2 separate regions of the Homo sapiens genome follow, and region 1 is linked to region 2. A link is a loop called in an ENCODE intact Hi-C map of the cell type or tissue named here. Cell type or tissue: B cell. All regions are shown on one strand. Links, peaks and the distances in the headings refer to the core of each region. The heading gives the core; the rest is flanking DNA. Region 1 overlaps RAP1GDS1 (Rap1 GTPase-GDP dissociation stimulator 1). Region 2 overlaps RAP1GDS1 (Rap1 GTPase-GDP dissociation stimulator 1).

Region 1 (10,954 bases), core at 1,362-9,361, 51 kb before region 2:
TGTCTGTTTATATCTTAACAGCAAGCATCTGTAGCCGCAGCAGCAGTGAAGAGAAGCATGATTTTTTTTCATATCATTAGAAGTCAGTGAAATGGGGAATAACTGGAGAATTTGATTATAATACAGTAGTCCCCCTTTATCCACAGGGATATGTTCCAAGATCAAGAGGCATGATTTTTGTGCTTAAACTTTTTTAGCTTGCTAAGAAGTAAGATAATTTGAATGGTGACTGAATATGTGATAATTATACAAGGTAGCCCTTTTTTTACTGTAGATATGTCACCTACCCATGAAAATGGGACAACTTATTTAATTCTCAGCAATCACAAAATTCTAAAATCTTTTGGAATAAATTTAACATTAAAGAATCTATATAAAAATAGAAACTTTCATGTTTATCAAGGTATAAACAAAATGTGGGAGCCTAGAAAAGGAAGGTTCCTCTGACTGCAGGAATACAGAAAGCTTCATGCAAGACTTGGCATATTAGTTGACTTCGCCAAGTAAGTAGCCATGCTAGATGTGGAAAATGCACAGAAAGGAATTTTAGAAAAGAATTTAATTCTCACAATTGTGAAAATGAAAGTGTGCTTGGGAAAAAGCCAATAATGTGGTGGGACTGACACACATGATGTTGTGTGAGAAAGTAATGGGAGATGGCATAATGTGAGTTGTAAAAGTTTCTGATCGGTTTAGGACCAGCTCTGGTAAACAAAAAAAAAAAAAAAAAAAAAGAAAGAAAAGTAGGAAACTGAAAATACAACATAGTAAAACTGAAAATATTATAATTTTTAAACACAGTCCTTTCCACTTGACATGCTAACAGAAACTACTATTCCTACTTCATTAGAGAAGCTTTTAAAAATAGCTTCATTCTGTCAGATACTAAACCCTTTAGATAAGTAAAACATAATATTCAAGAGAGATTGCTATTATTTCCAGCTGCTAAGCCAGGTGCCCCAAATTGACTTAATGCCATTCATTTTGAGATAAACTTGAAATTCTTCCATTCATGCATTGGCTGTATTCTAGGTACTTGAAAACCACATTAGCACAGAAATATTTTTTTTTTTGGATTTGATGTGGATAGTGATGCTTTCAAAGTAAAGCTTTGTTACTAGATAGTTATGTGAAAATAATAGATACAGAAAAAAATTGAGTGACATTTGAAGTGAGGTAAAAATGTCTTGAACTTTTACAAGCTCAGTTAGCAGTTCTTGTGTACTTGTCTCCTGTCGGTTTTATCATCAGCAATGGTATAATTGTCCAAAGATAACAAACACATATCTATCTATATACCCATGTATCTACTTACTGGCATATAGTAAAGTGATAGAATTGATTAACATTTAAAAGTATGAAGTTTTAGATCCAATAACCTTGAAAATAAAGCTACCATTTCTGAATAATATTGTGAGGAAGATAAACTGAAAAATGCCACCACAAATAACATAAAGAATTTCATGACTTCCTAGTTTAACATGACACTGTCTTGAGATTTGTTCTTTGGGACAGTCCTTTCTTCACAGTCAAGTGTATTCTTTGTTGTTGGTGATGATCTTAAGTACTTTTATGGTCAAATTATTTAAATATTAAAACAGCATCACTTTCCTCATTAGTTTTTCTTAGATTGATGTTAAGAAAGGAACTGATAGCTAAAAATTTAGGTCTTATGAAAACTCTTCCATTGCAGCAAGTACTTACAGACCAGTAAATAATTTGTTTCTGGTTTATAGAAGAGAGGTTGGAGCATAAAGAGCCTCTGGTGCCTAAGATAAAAGAAAAAAAAGGCTTGGCAAAGTTTGAAGGTTTTAGTGGGAAAGTATAGCTGTTTGTCTTTAACAGAGACTTTTGAGAAATGCGAGGAATGATAGTTAGCTGTTCACGGTTACCAGAAGTTGCATCAGGTTTTATCCAAATGTATCAAGGCCTAAAATGTGGTAATTCTTTATATTGATAGGGACATAAAGCAAGTGGTCTGTCCAGCTGAATAAAAGAAGGGAGGACAGAAGGAAAGAGCATACCATCCTAATATTCTGAAGGGCATGCATATATTATTCAGGAAGAGAAGAGGCTCTGTGCACAACTGGGGTCACACTAATATTAAAGGGGCAGATAGAGAAGGAAGATCTATTGAAGAAGACCAAAAACAAGTGTTTAGACTGATGTTTCTAAGTTAAGAGGTGTTTCAGAAATGGAAAAACTGTCTATTGCTACAGAGATATCAAACAAGAGGATTGAGAAAAATTCATTGGCTTTGTCAAGATATCATTTAAAACCTTTGACAGAGTAATTTTGATAGGCTTTTAGAGGACTTGGTTAGATCAGGTTTTAAGGAGCGATTGAGTGGGTAAGAAGTGGGAGACTCAGAATTTTAATGACCAAGTCAACTTTGCTTTAACCCTTTGAAGATGTCACATATTTCACAAGACGAACTAGACCATATGTTGATATATAGGAAAGAAATTGTTTTAAGAAAAAATTTTATTTTATTTGTTAATACTTCTCCATTTCTATCTCTACTTACTGCCTCATTACCAGCCAGAGGCTGACAAATTTTCATTAGAACAATTTCAGTGCTTTTAAGGAAATGTAAAATACAGCTCTCTGGAATTACACAAAAAGTAATTTGGATGCTAAGGATTTACTACTGAAATTTACTGTCATGGTTTGAAGGAGTACAAAAATAATATCCTCTGTTTCTTACCCAAGCTTAGAACCACTGGAGATATAAGCATATGAGTCGTCTGCTAGAATTTAAAATATCTGCTTTAAAATTAATAAAGTCTAGAGTTAAGGCCTCTATTTGTAGAGTCACAATGGGATTACTAGTAATTTACTGCTGAATTATACATATTTACTCATTTTGTCACTGTACACCTGGACAGCCACAGGTGTAGAACAGAAAATTCTTGTTGTTTCTAAAATAACAGGAATGCAGAAGGGGTTGAGCCATACATGTCCAGTAGTCCTCAGCCTTAATCAGATAAATCAGATAAATCTTTCCTCTTCTGGAAAATGGAAGCTTTCATATTGTTTCGGCTTAGCAGGGCAACTAACCTTTAAGGAACTGCCAGGTGTCCAGTTTTAGTATATCAGTGAATATCCGCAATTATCTGAAAAGGCTGTTAAAATACTCACGTGTTTTCCAACTACGTATATATTGAGACTAAATTTTCTTCATCTATTCAAACCAAAACAGCATATTAACCAAGATTGAATACAGAAGAAGATACGAGAGTCCAGTCATCTTCTGTTGAACCACATTATGGAGATTTTTTTTTTTTCCTTTTTTTTTTTTAAGAGATAGGGTCTTGCTCTGCCACCCAGGTTAGAGTGCAGTGGAGCAATCCTAGCTCCCTGTAGACTCAAACTCCTCAGGCTTAAGTGATCCTCCCACTGCAGCCTCCTGAGTAGCTGGGAATACAGGCACATGCCACCATATGCAGTTAATTTTTTTATTTTTATTTTTCTTAGAGAAGAGGACTCACTTTGTTGCCCGGGCCGGTATCAAACTCCTAGCCTCAAGTGATCCTTCCACCTTGGCCTCCCAAAGTGATGGGATTACAGGCATGAGCCACCGGGCCTGGATGAAATTTCTAAAAATGTAAAACAATGCCTTATGTAAGTGATAGGTTGATGGGTGCAGCAAACCACCATGGCACATGTTTATGTAACAAAACTGTATGTTCTGCAGATGTAAGCCAGAACTTAAAGTATAATAAAAGAAAAAAAAAAAACAATGCTATTCTTCTTGCTAAATTTTTTTGTTAGGAAATAATTTTTTTCATTAAAATGCTAATTATGTTAATGTGCAGTAGGTTTATAATTGTTACATTTAAGTAAATTACTAAATAATTTTAAAAAGTCTCAGTTTTGATTTTGTAGTATGTTAAATGTCTATAGCAATAATATAAACAAAAGCTCTTTGGGATTCTCAATAACTTTTAATAGTGTAAAGAGGTTTTGAGAATCTGTGATCTAGAGGAATTCACATATAATTTAGGAAGAAAGCATAGCTTTATAATCCAAAATATGCATGTTAGGGCTTAAAGCAGTACTTTGATGTGAAGTATTTTTGAAATGACAGTGTAAGTTTTGTAGTTATCACACTTTGTATTATTTGGAATCATATTATTTTGAAATTTTTCTAAACCTTCATTTTTTATGTCTTTAATGTACAACAGAGGAAGTGAACAATGAAATAAAATGTTTGTAAAACTATATAATTTTTTATGAACATTTAATTTTTCTAAGCCATAGATGCTTTCCTGAACAAGCTCAATAAGTTATAAGAATATGGAAAAAAGATGTTCTTTGATAATATTTGGAATATTCCTGGTATCTTACACATAGCAGAATGAATATTTCATATCTGAGTTAAGTGAACAAAGTGCATTTAAAATTTTTTTAATAGTACAGTCTAATGCCATTTTGGAATGTACGTGGAGGTTAATTTGCTATTATAGGAAGCTCTCCAGTTTAGTGGTAACTGTTTATCCTTTTGTCATGTAACATATGGTGGTCATAAGGTTGAGTTTCTGATTTTTTTTTTTCTTTAAGCAGATAATCTCAGTGATACCTTGAAGAAGCTGAAGATAACAGCTGTTGACAAGACTGAGGATAGTTTAGAAGGATGCTTGGATTGTCTGCTTCAAGCCCTGGCTCAAAATAGTAAGTTTCATTATGTTTACTCAAATTCCAAAGAAGAAAATCAAATCAGTAGTCATTCAGAAACTGGTATGTAGTTAAGCACATAACTTTGTATTCATATAACTTGAATTCTTTTGAATCATATCCCTGAATACTGAGATTGTTTTACATGTTCTACCCTCCTACTTCCCTCCACGCCCCCGCAAGATCCTCAAAGCCAAGCTGATAGGCAAAGAAAGGAGGAATTGATGGGTGGTGATGACATTAATACCAGTCCCAGAGAGAGGCCATTGTTTCATTTCTAACAGTCAAGCATCGTAGTTGTTTTTCTTAGCACCTACATCTGTGCTTTAAAAATAGATTGTTTTATATGTGGGGAGAGTGGGGAGGGAGAGAGAGGAGAAACAGAGGGGGAGCTTAAAACACTTAACATTTTTTTGGAATCTTATCATATTTTAAAATAATTGTACCTTAAAATAATATGTATGCATAGATAAATTTGGAAGGAACCATTAGAAGTCATCAAAAATCTTTTGAAATTGGGGTAGGATTTTATCTTTGATGTGATAAATAATGCTAGAGATAGAAACTGCACAGTTCTTCATTGACCATTGTGTTGCATTTTATTTATCCTATTTCTAGTCACTAATTTCTGTATTATCACCATTAATAGATCAGTATAGAGTGATTTTCATTTGTTATCTTAATTCTGCTTGGTTGTGCTGTGGTTTTTTCTGTACTTGTTTTTAATTATGCTCTTGTCCTATCCTGAAACTAATTATGTAGCTGACAAAGAATGGAGGGGAACGTATATATTGTTAAGGTTTTAATTGTAAGGTTTCAACACTTATTGATATATGTTTTTTTTATTTTTTAGTAAACCTTGATTAGAAAAATCTAAAATAATTGATTGCAGTACTTTTCATCAAAAAAGCACATTTTAGAGCTAGCTTTTAAAATTATTTTTCAGTAATTATTTTAGATTACAACTGTCATGCTGTTTAATCATAGAGATAACAGGAAGAGATTTGAAACAAGGAGTTCAATAAGAGCATCCAGATAAGGCTCAAAATGGTAAAGAAAAAGGACAGGAAAGGAGAACGTCTAAGCCTGCTATCCATTTTAGTGGACACATGTGGCTATTTAAATTTAATACAAGTAAATAAAATGTAAAAGGAAGTTCCTTAGTCTCACTTCTCAGTAGTTATATTTGGCAGATGACCACTCTCTTGGGGATCACAGATATAAAATATTCCCATGATCACAGAAAATTCTTATGGATAGCACTGGTCTAGAAACTAGGAAGAACCACACGATGACCTGATTTTTTTTTACATGTGCCTGTATAGGCAGCTTTACACAGTAACATAATTAACCTAAGTAAATTGAGTATCTCAGGTATATTTTTTTGAACAGTTGTTTTATTATAACCTTCGTCTGTTTTCAGCAACACTTTTTTTCTCTGTTAGACAGTAAACTTTTAAATAGACCATTTGCTTTAGATACTGAAGGACATGAAGGGTCATATTCTTGGTCATCTGTAGAGGTTGCCCATTTGTCTCCTAGGAAGACTGGAAGACAAAGAGATGAAGTTGAAGGGAAATGAAGAAAAAAGGGAGTAAAAAGTGTATAGCTTTTAAAAGAACAGATTTAAGAAACACTGAGAAGTTCATAATTATTAGATTAAATTAGCTTACATTAGAATAAGCCCATTGCGGACTTATTCACTGTACCTTTTGTTGAAAATGGTCTTGTGAAATTGTGTATCACAAAATGTTAAGGCCACGTAACCACAAGGTATTAAAACAATAAACTCTCACCAATTTAACTAATGATGCCCCAGGAAGGGAACAAAAGGAATGTCTTGTTAACAATCTGAAACAAAATTTATAAATGCCCTCAAGCCTAAGACTACTGACAAAGAAGAATTGGAAAAAGGAGTTCATGCAGATGTTCAGTCTTTGACACCTGTCATTGGATCACTTACTGTATGTTTAGCACTGGGCTGGGGATTATAGCCACTATCTAATCTTTCCTATAGTCCCATGAGGTAGGTATTATTATCACCATTTAAAGGATGAGGTAACAGATTAATAAGCTTATTTGCCTTGCTCTGGAAGAAGCCAGAGTTTGGATTTGAACTCTTGATTTACAAAATAAAAAATTGTAATCTGAATAAAGTGAAGCTTTTTGCTGAGTTCATGTAATGTGAAATCATTCCAAGAAGCTAGGTTTTAACATTGTGTTTTAAATTTTTGTTTTTTCTTTAATAAAAATAGCTCTAAATTTTTATTAAAGTGGATAAGCCTGTTTTTCTTGAACTATAAAGTGATATATGTATTTTATAGGCATTTATTGATACACTTTATAAAGTCAGCATATGCCTTTTTAACAAGAAAAAGTAAAATATATTAGTGAGATGTTAATTTTCTACAGTTCTTCCTTGAATAAGGTGATTGAGCCATTGCTACTTCTGTCCTCCTAAATGTAAAATTATAAAACATTTAACTTAGAAGAATCTGTACTTGCTTTTTAAACAACAACAACAACAACAACAACAACAAAAACACAGAGAGCTTCTCGTTTCATAATTCTTCCTTAGTGTCAGGTGTTTTAACTAAAAATAACAACTGTACCATAATTGCACCTGATCAGGAAAGAAAGATTTCTCCATTCTGTACAAATATAAGATGGTAATGTATGTAATGGAAATATAAACAAAATTTTATTTTACAGTCTATTACCCTGTTACTGGAAAGGTTATCTCTGAAAGGAACAAAATAATGCTTTTGAAATTTTTACACTGTGTGATTTAGTGCATTTGAATTGCATATTACAAATGACTGTAATCTGAAATTAGAATTTTTACTTTGATGTATGGCTTTAGAGTGGTTTTCTTTTTTTACCATTGGCAGTATTTCTCTCTGTAACGTTTATACTATATGTGTCTATCTTAAGAGACAAGAAGATTTGAATACTTACTAGATTTTATGAAAACATTTTGTTTAAGCAAGCATTTTGTGTAAATCTATGATCTAAATTAATATAAAGTCATTCATTCACTCATATAAATACATCAGATCTCAGTTTTAAAATGTTTTTAGTAAATGTGTGAAGGCTACCAGCCAAGAAATCAGCTTCTGTTTATTTTGGTCTCTTTTGATTCAGATTATAGTTAGAAGATTCTCAGTAAATGCTTATTTGATTGTAGTATGGTTACTCTATTTTATGGTTATTTGGAAATGTAAAACAATAGGCCACCTATTTTCATCCCCAAACATTAAGACAGGAATTGTCTTTGGAGAATGTGGCATCTAAATCACCTTGCAAGAGAAACTATTAGTTTAAATTAAAGTCCCAAAGGCAAGAAAAATTAACATTCTATTTGTAATAAAAATTCTATCCATTTTATTCCATTTTGAGGATGAAGACCATTTTGTGTTGCCGGGGGGACCATAAAGTGTGCCATACAGCTTTAAACTCTCTCCCTGAAGAAGTAAGCTGTCTTCCCCTGCCTCGTTCTCTTTTTTTTTTTTTTGTATTTAACTTAGTTTCTTGCTTGATGGCAATTCCCATTTCATACGAGAGTCACGTAATTGTTTATTTTTTATAGAACAACTCTGTGAGATACTGCGTGTTTACTTGTCTTTAAAGAAAAAAAGCATTTAATGTCTAGTTCCACATCTCTAATCTTCTATGATAATATTCACTCACATGTTGAATTCTTGCTTTATTTTCTAGCCCTAAGGTAATTTGCTAGCCCTTGTTCTTTATTTCATTTGTTGTATTGATTTTTGGCTCCCTTCTAGGCTACAATGCTAAGCATACGTAATTATAGGCAAACTTCATTTTATTGTGCTTTACTTTATTGAGCTTCACAAATACTGTATTTTTTACAAATTGAAGGTTTATGGCAACCCTAAGTTGAGCAAGTCTTTCAGTGCCATTTTTCCAACACCTTGTGCTTACTTTGTGTATCTGTGTCACATTATGGTAATTCTTGCAACATTTCAGACATTATTATTATATCTACTTTGGTAATCTGTGTCAATGATCTTTGATGTTACTATTGTGATTGTTTTGGGGTGCCGTGAACCATGCCCATGTATGATGGTAAACTTAATTGATAAATATTGTGTCTGTCTGACTGCCCCACCAACTAGCTATGCCGTACCCCCTACTCCCCATCTCTATTCCTCTCCTCAGGCCTCCCTATTGCATGAGACACAATGTTTAATTTAGACCAATTAATAATCCTACAGTGGCCTGTAAGTGTTCCAGTGAAAGGAAGAGTCACATCTCTCTCACTTTATATCACAAGCTAGAAATGATTAAGCTTATTGAGGAAAGCATGTCGAAAGCGGAGGCAGGTTGAAAGCAAAGATAGGCCAAAAGCTAGGCTTCTTGAGCCAGTTAGCCAAGTTGTGAATGCAAAGGAAAAGTTCTTGAAGGAAATTAAAAGTTCTACTCCACTGAAAACATGAATGATAAGAAGTCTAAACAGCCTTATTACTGATAGGAAGAAACTTTGAGCGCTCTGGTTAGAGGATCATACTAGCCACAACATTCCCATGTCCTAATCCAGAGCAGGGCTCTGATTGTCTTCAGTTCTGAGAAGGCCGAGAGGTGAGGAGACTGCATTAAGAAAAGTTGGACACTAGCAGAGGTTGGTTCATGAGGTTTAAGGAAAGAAGTCATCTTCACAACACTGAAAGTGAAAGATGAAGCAGCAGCTGCTGATGGAGAAGCTGAAGCAAGTTACCCACAAGATCTAGCTAAAATCATTGATGAAGGAGGAGGCTGTGCTAAACAACAGATTTTCAGTATAGATGAAACAGCTTGGTATTGGAAGAGATGCCACCTAGGACTTTTATAACTAGGGTGGAGAGGTCAATGCCTGGCTTCAAAGGACAGGCTGACTCTCTTATTAGGGGCTAATGCAGCTGGTGACTTTAAGTTGAAGCCAGCATTCATTTACCATTCTGAAAATCCTGGGGCCCTTCAGAATGATGCTAAATTTCTCTGCCTGTTCTCTGAAAATGGAAAACAAAGTCTGGATGACAGCACATCTATTTACAGCATGGTTTACTGAATGTTTTAAGCCCACTGTTGAGACATACTGCTCAGAAAAAAAAGATCCCTTTCAAAATATTACTGCTCATTGACAATGCACCTGGTCACCCAAGAGCTCTGACGTACATGGAGATAAATGTTATTTTTGTGCCTGTTAACACAACATCCGTGGATGAAGGAATAATTTCGAAGCCTTATTATACATTTCATAAGGCTATAGCTGCCATAGATAGTGATTTCTTTGGTGGATTTGGGCAAACTAAATTGAAAACCTGGAAAGGATTTACCATTCTAGATGCCATTAAGAATATTCATGATTCATGGGAGAAGGTCAAAATATCAACTTTTTTTTTATTATACTTTAAGTTCTAGGGTACATGTGCACAACATGCAGGTTTGTTACATAGGTATACATGTGCCATGTTGGTTTGCTGCACCCATTAACTTGTCATTTACATTAGGTATTTCTCCTAATGCTATCCTTTCCCCAGCCCCCTACCCTACGACAGGCCCTGGTGTGTGATGTTCCCCCCGCTGTGTCCAAGTGTTCTCATTGTTCAATTCCCACCTATGAGTGAGAACATGCAGTGTTTGGTTTTCTGTCCTTGTGATAGTTTGCTCAGAATGATGGTTTCTAGCTTCTTCTGTATCCCTGCAAAGGAGATGAACTCATCCTTTTTTATGTCTGCATAGTATTCTATGGTGTATATGTGCCACATTTTCTTTATCTAGTCTATCATTGATGGACATTCAGATTGGTTCCAAGTCTTTGCTATTGTGAACAGTGCTGCAATAAACATACGTGTGCATGTGTCTTTATAGTAGCATGAAAATATCAACATTAACAGGAATTTGGAACAAGTTAATTCCCTCTATTATGGATGACTTTGAGTAGTTCAAAACCAGTGGATGAAGTAACTGTAGATGTGGTAGAAATAGCAGGAAAACTAGAATTAGAAGTGGCACTTCAAGATGTGACCGAATTGCTATAATCTCACGATAAAACTTGGGCAGATGAGGAGTCACTTCTTATAGATGAGAAAAGAAAGTGGTTTTTTTTTTTATTTGCTTTGGTTTTTTTTTTTGAGACAGAGTCTCACTCTGTCGCCCAGGCTGGAATGCAGTGGCACGATCTCAGCTCAGTGCAACCTCCACCTCCCAGGTTCAAGTGATTCTTCTGCTTCAGCCTCCCGAGCAGCTGGGACTACAGGCACGCGCCACCATGCCT
Region 2 (10,954 bases), core at 973-8,972:
ACCCAACAATTGTATTATTGGTCATGTACCCAAAGGAATAGAAATCATTCTACGATAAAGACACACACATCGCAGCACTATTCACAGTAACAAAGACATGGAATCAACTTAAGCCCATCGATGGTATACTGGATAAAGAAAATGTGGTATATATACACCATGGAATACTACATAGTCATAAAATGAGTGAGATTATGTCCTTTGCAGCAACATGGATGAAGCTGTAGGTCATTATCCTAAGCAAACTAACACAGAAACAAAAATCAAAGACCACACATTCTCACTTAAGTGGGAGCTGCCAGGCATGGTGGCTCACACCTGTAATCCCAGCACTTGGGGAAGCACTTAAGGTAGATCACTTGAGGCAGATCACTTGAGGCCAGTAGTTCAAGACCAGCCTGGCCAACATAGCAAAACCCCATCTCTACTAAAAAATACAAAAATTAGCTAGGCATTGGGGTGCACACCTGTAATCTCAGCTGCTTGGGAGGCTGAGGCATGAGAATCACTTGAACCCAAGAGGCAGAGTTTGCAGTGAGCTGAGATCACACCACTTCACTCCAGCCTAGTTGAAAGAGCAAGACTCCGTCTCAAAAAAGAAAAAATATATATTCACATATATGTATATATGTAAATATATATATAAAAAGTGGGAGCTAAACATTGAGTACATATGGATACAATGAAGGGAACAGCAGACACTGGGACCTACTTGAGGAGGGAGGGTGGGAGGAAGATGAGTATTGAAAAACTACCTATCGGGTACTATGCTTATTACCTAAGTGACTAAATAATCTTTACACCAAACCCCCATGACATGCAATTTACCTATATAAGAAACCTACCCATGTACCCTAAACCTAAAATAAAAGTTTAAAAAATAAAAAAATACACTTTGTAGTTATTTATTGGACAGTGGTGTTTGAGTGATAAAGTACAAATTTGTTCTTTACTTTTTTATGTCACAGAAAAATGGTAGTTCCCAGACGTTTACATTCTAAACCTATATAGAAATCTACATGCTAGCAGGTAAAAATAATTCCTGTTAGATTTTTCTAAATCGTAAATCAGATTTATGTGAAAAACCAGGTTATGTTTTTCCCTTTTATTTCTTTGACAATAGCAGTGAAAATACTATTTTCAAATTCTGGATTCCTGTTTAGTACAGCTATTCTCCCAGTTCACTGGATTTAATCTGTGGAAAGTGTCATTGGAGTGCAAGAGTTAGCATTGTTTTGTTTTGTTTTCCCCTTGCCCCTGACATTCCACTATGATATTAAGCCACTCTTTTAGTTACAGTTAAATGAGACATGCATGGGTGATTTGCAGTTAACTGCTCGCCTCCACACATAACAAATGCTTCGGCTTCATATCTAATCATGATTCATGCCTTATGCCAGACTCTTGCTGTCATCCCAGTACCAGCAGATGGTGGGGCTAGACCCCTGGGGCAGTATGACCCAGTGTTCTAAGGTTATATTTCTTCTGGTAGCAATGGTCAGAAAAGGAAAGATTTTAACATGGCAAATTAAGTTTAGTTCTTTATGGCTTTTTGCTTAAAAAAAAAAAAATCTTAGGTGTCACATTTTCACGTGGTTCCTTAAAAACTTACTTTTTAGTCCAGTAAAATAAACTGGAGTGTTATCATTCCTTAACTCCAAATCCTGGTAGTCAAGGGGTACAAGGAGCAGTGGTTTTTCACTTTCCTCAAACCCATGATTGGAAATACATTTTACATACAGTACATATATACTTACAGGCACATATGCATATGCATATACATAATTCAAACCAAAATTTCAATCATAATGTTTGACCTTACCATGTGCAATATTTTTCTCTTCTTTTTTGTTGTAGATGTTGTTAATTCTTTTATTTTAACCAGTTTCTAGTCTTCATTCCCCAAGTAGATTTTAGCGCTCATAATGGATTGGGACCCACAGTTTGAAAAACTGTATTAAACAATCAGCACTTATTATAAAGAAATATGTTACGTACTTTTTTGTGGACTTTCTCAAATTATAAAAAATGATTTTCCTCCTCTTTACTGATCACATCAGCTGCCATTTAGTTAACAAGAAATTTTTAGGGTTCTCTATTATTTGTATGTATATCCAAGAATCTAAAGGACATAGAGGAGCTACATATAGAAACAAATTTCAATTGAATGTTTTAATGAGCCTTATAACCTCTAGCTTTAAACACATGCCATTTCTCTTCATTGTTCACAAATAATAATTTTATTTCTTTGAGCTTTTCTTTATTTTTAACATATTTTAATAGGTCATTCTTTCAGTAACATACATGAAGTAGCTTGTTTTTATAGGCCCATTATTTGTATTTTAACAAGGAAAGGAAAGAAGTGGGGGCCTCTTGAATTTCTGTATCACCAAATAGAGTTCAGAATACTATGGGTTTTTGCAGTGTACTATTTCTCTTCTTCATTAATGGTGATGTGAATGAGTTGCATGAAAAACATAGGAGTCATAGGAACCATGTAATCCCTTGACTATCACTTTTCATTCCGTATAAAATGATAGGAGGTGAGTTTTTTGCCTAATTGCCATTTTTTAAAGTTGCTATGGCATTATAGGGAACCATAGAGTTTATATAAAGTGATAGCTCTTAGAATTCAGAAGAGATGTAGAAAAAAAGCATTTATATTCTGAATAGACAGGGTTAGAACTAACATTGAGAGTAAGTTTGGTATGCAAATGATATATTCAGAAAGAACTTCTTTATAGTCTGACTGTAAATAAACAAAATATTATATTATCAAGTGTTTTGTGCCGATTAAAACTCAAAATAAAAGCAGCTTGTGGAGCAGAAGGTAATTTTGTATAAAGACATATATTTGAATGTATACCGAAACTAATTTCTATTATGGGTGGGAAAAATTCTTGAAGAATTTATTGTAGATAATGGTTGTCAGTGTTAGCATTAAAGATTTTCACTGAAGCTCTTTGTATGTATCTCTTTTAGATACGGAAACAAGTGAAAAAATCCAAGCAAGTGGAATACTTCAGCTGTTTGCAAGTCTGTTGACTCCACAGTCTTCCTGCAAAGCCAAAGTAGCTAACATCATAGCAGAAGTAGCCAAAAATGGTGAGGTTTACCTCAAGAACTTTTCTGCTGGGAACGTCTTCAGTTTTACATCTTACTTGTCAGTATGCTTTATTAATTTATGTTTTAATTTTGTAGATTAGACATTTTTTATTTCTATTTATCTTTTGTTTGACTCTTCATGTAATTGTTTTAAATGGCTATAGTTACAGTCATTCATACCTGTCCCATCTGATAACCCATTCCTTCTCAGTAGAATTATGGGAAAGCTCTGCTGCCCTCAGCTATACCTGTGTTATTTATTACTTTGGGTATAAGATTCTTGAACTTGCCACTGAGTCATTCATCTTTATTGCCATAAGAGATAATATATTTTTAAATATTTATGTTTGTTTGTGTTATACCCACATAAACTCACTGTTCTTTTTTAGTTTGGCCTATTGTTCCGACATTGGCACTTCAACAGTATAGTTGGAATATACGTTCTATTTTCTACACTCACCATATATTTCTTAAGTTTCCATGTAAGAATACTCTGGAAAAACAATAATGACAACAAAGTTTAGATTGTGTACTATTTATACACTGAGAGATTCTTTGGATGAATTATATCATAGCATAAATATTTGCATGTGGTTTTAATTCAGTCCGTTTGAGAAAAACACTGAATTCCTAAAGCAATGTTTAAGCATATAAGAAGGCCGTACTATATATAATACCTTTAGTTTGCCTCAGTTTGTCAGTTTTACATTATTTTTTAGCCTTTTATTGTAGTATGTTTCATATATTATTCTTTAAAGTGAAGGAATTTGCGTAATCATCATGGCAGGTGGCTTTGTAAAGTACCAGTATATGTTGGTTTGGGCTGGTAAAACAATGTATTTTTAGATGTGTTGCCAAAAAGAAAATTGTTTGAAGCTGTGTCATTTGTGTAGAGGTTCTCAAAATGCATTTCAAGTTCCAGTTAGATTCTATATTGGTATATGATTTTTTGGTGGTTGTTAGAAAATTGGCCACTTATCACTCTTATATGTCACATCTAAGAAGCAGATCTAGTTTGAAAATGAATTCTTTCCAGACATTGCTTGTTAACCTGGACCAACCCCTATCTGAATTTTCTTAGATACCCAGCATCTTGGTTTTTAAGAACAAGTCTTTTATTTTTAACTTTGTTAGAGTCATAGTATAGATTTCCAGAAATCAAGGTAGAGACTCCACAATTTTTATCTTAAAATCTTTTTTCTTAAGCATTCTTATAGTATAAAATCTGAAATTTTGGATAACAGATTTTTGTGAAATGGATTGCCATTCCTATATTCTCTTACTTAATAATATTCCTCATAATGCTCTGTCACAATTTCATGACAACTCTGCTTTGAAGAGTTTCTTACAGTAATACTCTAGTAGATGACAGCTATGTTCGAAAGACATAATAGAATTTTTAATGTTTATACTTTTAATCAGAGGCTGATAAAGGGCATATCACTAACCTCCACTGGTTAAAATAAATAGGATACATTGGTATGGTGTTTATTACTCCATGACCACATTACTTTTTTAAGTGATTGGCTGAGAAAGTGGACCAGAGTCTTGTTGAGTGTTTTTGTTTGTTTGTTTGTTTTTGAGACAGGGTCTTACTGTGTCGCCCAGGCTGAAGTGTAGTGGCAGGATCACGGTTCACTGCAGCCTTGACCTCCCAGGGTCAAGCAATCCTCCTATCTCAGCCTCCTGAGTAGCTGGACCATAGGCATGTGCCACCATGCCTGGCTAATTTTTAAATTATTATTATTTTTTGTAAAGACAAGGTCTCCCTATGTTGCCCAGGCTTGTCTCGAACTCCTGGATTCAAGGGATCCTCCCGCCTTGGCCTCACAAAGGGCTGGGATTACAGGCATGAGCCACTGATTCTGGCCTTTGAGTGTTCTTTTCAAAAGAAATACGTAACTTCAGAAATGCAACCTGACACAACATAGTACACTGATTGGGCATATATTTCTTTTTAGAAATTGACGATGAAAAAGATTGTATGAACCAGAGAATATGAGGTTGGAAGTTAATTTGTTCATCTTTACTCTGCTGTGCACAGAGGAGAAATATTAGCATATACTTCTTCCATTCAAATAAACCCCAAATAGGTTTTTGTACGCACAAAAAGAATCTTTAAAAATTAACACACCTTTGTGCTGACATTCAAAATTTAGAGGATTTGTAAGAAGTTCCGTGGGCGAGTTTAATGTGGGAGGGTAGCTTTGACCATAAATTATAGTAAAAGATTTTTTAGACCTTTTAAATGTATTATTCCCTTATATAATAGACTTAAGACTGATATGAGGCAAAGGACAAATAAGATATGACATATCTGTGAATATTTCAGAATTGGGCTCTCAAAGTATTTAATAATAATAGTAATACTTCTTAATGCCAGCTATGATTTTGTGCTAACATAATTTAAGTGTTGTGTACATTATTTCAATCCCATATGAGATAGAGTTATTTTATACAGATAAGAAAACATAGAGGCTAAATATCTTACCTGTCATCACACTTAAGTGATGATAGTTGGATTTTATGCACTAGTTTGTTTCTCTCCTTTCATTTCTTTTCAGTAAATGAGAATTTATGATGGCAGTGGAATGTGTAGAGGTGGTCTGAGTACAGCGGTAGCAGCATGTAACCTGAAAGATTGGGCTGGTAACTGATGTGAAAATGTATAAAAACCAGCAAAAGTTGAACTGCTTTATGTCTGTTCCTCTAAAGTAGTTCCCTGCCTTTGACCTGTAGCAGCAACAGACTCACCCGGGAACTTGTTACATGCAAATTCTTGGATCCACTCACCCAGACTTACTGAATCAGGGACTCAAGAGTGGGCCCAACCATCTGTTTTAACAAGTCCTCTAGGTAATGCTGATGAGTATAAAGCTTGAGAACCACGTTTCAGTATAAAGCAGTACAGAATCAGTACTTTTGATTAACATTATGCTTTTTTTGTTCTTCTGTGTACTTTATCATATTGCAAAGTGTTTATCAAAACTTCCGCCTGAGTGCTCTTAACAACAAAAGAGTGAAAATGTACACCCAAGAGGACCTGGTGAGAGCATTAACCAGAAATACAGAAGTCTCCTGTTCTGTTTTATTTATTTTAATTTTGCCCTCTATTCCATAACAGGTACATGTAGTACATGTTTATTTTAGTATAAAATGCATGTGTGCCCTAGAAAAATCATTGAATAAAGTTGAGACTCCAGAAAAATGCACTATATTGTCAGGTAGCTTAAAGTATACCTCGAGACCTCAGTGTTGGAAGCTTAACCTCCGTCATTTTGTAAGAATGATTATTTATTTTTTTTTTTTTTGAGAGGGAGTCGCCCAGGCTGGAGTGCAATGGTGCGATCTCAGCTCACTGCAAGCTCCACCTCCCGGGTTCAAGCAATTCTCCTGCCTCAGCCCCCTGAGTAGGTGGAATTACAGGCACGTACCACCACACCCGGCTAATTTTTTGTATCTTTAGTAGAGACGGGGTTTCACCATGTTAGCCAGGCTGGTCTCGAACTCCTGACCTCGTGATCTGCCCACCTTGGTCTCCCAAAGTGCTGGGATTACAGGCGTGAGCCACTGCGCCCGGCCAGTACTTTCTTTAAAAACAAGGGCAGTACAAAGAGTGAGTGAAAAATATAAATGTCAGTTTGACAACCCACATATAAAAGTCACTCATTCTTTTATATTCATGCCTCATAGTTTTCCTTGTTTTTCAAAAGAAAAATATAAAAAGCTAAGAGTTAATACAGGGAAGTTATTAGAGAAAATTCAAACATGAATATGTTATGATTTAGTCTAATAAACACTGAGGTGGACTCTACTACTCAGTGTTTTTATTTGGCTTGAAAATTTTGGTTTAAAAGAGAGTTTTAATAAAATAGTTTCTTCAGGTAGGTAAAAGTGGAGAAAGTAGATGTTAGGTTTTTTAATATTTGAGGATATGTGAGGGGGATATAAATCTTGGTGTATATAAAAAGAAAATAATTTTCATCACAGCCTGTACTTTATGATGCTGCTGAAAGAATATGTAATTCAAGTAGGTTTGAGAAAGTAAAAGAAAGAAAGTAAAGCGTTAACACTCTAAATTTACAAAAGAATAAAAAATAATCGACAATTATTTAATGAATGTATTACTACAGTCAAAGGGAAAAACATTAGTCTTAGGTGGAAATCAACTTTTTATTTTTATTGATATTGAAATAGAGCAGTACCTATTCCTTAAACCTCTGTATTGAATTTCTACATTAACCTATACATGTTTTGCAAAGAAAAAAAAGTGAATTCTATGTTGTGTAGGCAAATACACATATACAGAAACACTTAATGGCTCCTGCTTTCTACAGCATAATGGCATCCACTAACGTTGATTTCTATTCACTGTCATTCTGCATGTATCTTGGTTTCAGCCTCTTTCCCTTGCAGTACTGCCCCTTTCCCCGAACCAAAATTTTCAGTTCTCCGAGTTCAAATTGCCTAGAGAGAGAATCTGATTTTTTGCCTGTTTCTTTTTAAGTTCATCGCCATTGTTCTTTTTAGGAAATCCTTCAAAGTAGACCATCTTTTAGGCTATTGAGTCAGAATCCAGCCAGCTGTGAAAGATAGCAGGTGTGAATGTAGAGGTATAGGTAGTAGGAACCCCTTTGAAGAAGGACGACTGTCAGCCATTCTGAAGCCTCTCCAACATAATATGTATAACATTTTAAACATATTCTTTTTTATTATTATTATTCTTTAAGTTCTAGGGTACATGTGCACAACGTGCAGGTTTGTTACATATGTACACATGTGCCATGTTGGTGTGCTGCACCCATTAACTCGTCATTTACATTAGGTATATCTCCTAATGCTATCCCTCCCCCGTACCCCCACCCCACAACAGGCCCCGGTGTGTGATGTTCCCCTTCCTATGTCCTAGTGTTCTCATTATTCAATTCCCACCTGTGAGTGAGAACATGTGGTGTTTGTTTTTTTGTCCCTGTGATAGTTTGCTGAGAATGATGGTTTCCACCTTCATCCATGTCCCTACAAAGGACATGAACTCATTCGTTTTTTATGGCTGCATAATATTCCATGGTGTATATGTGCCACATTTTCTTAATCCAGTCTATCATTGATGGGCATTTGGGTTGGTTCCAAGTTTTTGCTATTATGAATAGTGCCACAGTAAACATACGTGTGCATGTGTCTTTATAGCAGCATGATTTATAATCCTTTGGGTATATACCCAGTAATGGGATTGCTGGGTCAAATGGTATTTCTAGTTCTAGATCCTTGAGGAATCGCCACACTGTCTTCCACAATGGTTGAACCAGTTTACAGTCCCACCAACAGTGTAAAAGTGTTCCTATTTCTCCACAGCCAATCCAGCACCTGTTGTTTCCTGACTTTTTAATGATCACTGTTCTAACTGGTGTGAGATTGTATCTCATTGTGGTTTTGATTTGCATTTATCTGATGGCCAGTGATGATGAGCATTTTTTCATGTGTCTGTTGGCTGCATAAATGTTTTCTTTGGAGAAGTGTCTGTTCATATCCTTCGCTCAGTTTTTGATGGGGTTGTTTGTTTTTTTCTTGTAAATTTGTTTGAGTTCTTTGTGGATTCTGGATATTAGCCGTTTGTCAGATGAGTAGATTGCAGAAATTTTCTCCCATTCTGTACGTTGCCTGTTCACTCTGATGGTAGTTTCTTTTGCAATGCAGAAGCTCTTTAGTTTAATTAGATCCCATTTGTCAATTTTGGTTTTTGTTACCATTGCTTTTGGTGTTTTAGACATGAAGTCCTTGCCCATGCCTATGTCCTGAATGGTATTGCCTAGGTTTTCTTCTAGGGTTTTTATGGTTTTAGGTCTAACATTTAAGTCTTTAATCCATCTTGAATGAATTTTTGTATAAGGTGTAAGGAAGGGATCCAGTTTCAGCTTTCTACATATGGCTAACCAGTTTTCCCAGCACCATTTGTTAAATAGGGAATCCTTTCCTATTTCTTGTTTTTGTCAGGTTTGTCAAAGATCAGATGGTTGTAAATGTGTGGTATTATTTCTGAGGCCTCTGTTCTGTTCCATTGGTCTAGCTCTCTGTTTTGGTACCAGTACCATGCTGTTTTGGTTACTGTAGCCTTGTAGTATAGTTTGAAGTCAGGTAGTGTGATGCCTCCAGCTTTGTTCTTTTGGCTTAGGATTGACTTGGCAATGTGGGCTCTTTTTTGGTTCCATATGAACTTTAAGGTAGTTTTTTCCAATTCTGTGAAGGAAGTCATTGGTAGCTTGATGGGGATGGCATTGAATCTATAAATTACTTTGGGCAGTATGGCCATTTTCACGATACTGATTCGTCCTATCCACGAGCATAGAATGTTCTTCCATTTGTTTGTGTCCTCTTTTATTTCGTTGAGCAGTGGTTTGTAATTCTCCTTGAAGAGGTCATTCACATCCCTTGTAAGTTGGATTCCTAGGTATTTTATTCTCTTTGAAGCAATTGTGAATGGGAGTTCACTCATGATTTGGCTCTCTGTTTGTCTGTTATTGGTGTATAAGAATGCTTATGATTTTTGCACATTTTAAACAGATTCTTAAACATCCCTGTTTTTTTTTTTAATATATCTGCCTGAAGCATGATAACTTTATGTCTTTAAAATTAGCTAGCGAGGACTACCACTCTTTGTTTAAAAAAGTAAATTAGCTGAAAAGCAAATGAGTTTTAGAAGAAATTCTTTTTTACTTTATCCAGAGACTGACAGTGACTGAAAGCTGAGGAATATATTAGCTTTGTTTTATCTTTATATGTTTTTGAGTAAAAAATGGTTCCAAAGAGTTTTGATTCCACAATTTTTCTGTAATTATTTACCCTCTATTATTCCAAGAATACTTGAAGCTATTGATTGTAGAGTCCAAATTTTGAAAGATTGGTATCATATAGGCAAAACATAAAAGAAACACAGTAATTCTTCAATGTTGCCATTGCCTGAATAGCAATAACAAAACAAGCAAAATAATAAGATAAACAAGTTTTATTTATGAATGAGTACAAATCAGACCGTTCCTAAATTTCTTGTTTTAGTAGTCAATGAAATCATCTTACTGTTGGGAACCAGGCATAGTTCAGTGAAAAGGATAATGAACATCTGTGTTTAATATGAGTTAGTAGCATGTTAATTTAAGATTTGAAATCTAGTCCAGGCCTGGTGGTTCTCACCTATAATCCTAGCATTTTGGGAGGCCACAATGGGAGGATCACTTGAGCCTAGAAGTTCGACACCAGCCAGGGCAGCATAGTGAAACTCTGTCTATAAAAAAATAAAAAATTGGCCGGGCGTGGTGGCTCACGGCTGTAATCTCAGCACTTTGGGAGGCCAAGGCAGGTGGATCACGAGGTCAGGAGTTCAAGACCAGCGTGGCCAACATAGTGAATCCCCATCTCTACTAAAAATACAAAAATTAGCTGGCTGTGGTGGCACTTGCCTGTAGTCCCAGCTACTCGGGAGGCTGAGGCAGAAGAATCATTTGAACCCAGGGGGCAGAGGTTGCAGTGAGCCGAGACTGTGCCATTGCACTCCAGCCTGGGTGACAAAGCAAGGCTCCGTCTCAAAAATAAATACATAAATAAAATTATCTAGGCCTGGTGGTACACACCTGTAGCTCCAGCTATGCAGGAGGCTGAGGTCAGGGAGGATCCCTTAAGCTCAGGAGTTCGAGGCTACAGTGAGCCATTATCATGCCATTACATTCCAGTCTGGGTGATAGGGTGACACCTTGTCTCAAGAAGAAAAAGATTTGAAATCTATGAAGGGTCTAAAGTAACCATTAACTAAAGAGGTAGATAAGCAGATTGATGTGTCATCTCCTATAGATGGTCATTG

What was found. A loop is a pair of places that touch in the nucleus more often than their neighbours do. Peaks named below come from ENCODE experiments on the same cell type or tissue, not always from the same donor. Only the 100,000 strongest peaks of a DNase experiment are listed, where the experiment ranks them.
Region 1: it touches region 2 in a loop (1.9-fold over the local background); 2 of 110 quality-filtered maps call a loop at or near these places.

The regions. Positions count from the first base shown.
Region 1 is chr4:98,288,842-98,299,795 of GRCh38, forward strand. It overlaps RAP1GDS1 (Rap1 GTPase-GDP dissociation stimulator 1), which reads left to right. Exons shown (of 15, transcript NM_001100427.2): 2 at 4,567-4,674. Among named protein-coding and RNA genes, the nearest start is that of RAP1GDS1, 33 kb to the left of the region's middle. In B cell, for the core only: no CTCF peak of the experiment used is centred there; no DNase peak of the experiment used is centred there; H3K27ac peaks cover 1,391 bases.
Region 2 is chr4:98,340,157-98,351,110 of GRCh38, forward strand. It overlaps RAP1GDS1 (Rap1 GTPase-GDP dissociation stimulator 1), which reads left to right. Exons shown (of 15, transcript NM_001100427.2): 3 at 2,983-3,105. Among named protein-coding and RNA genes, the nearest start is that of RAP1GDS1, 84 kb to the left of the region's middle. In B cell, for the core only: no CTCF peak of the experiment used is centred there; no DNase peak of the experiment used is centred there; H3K27ac peaks cover 550 bases.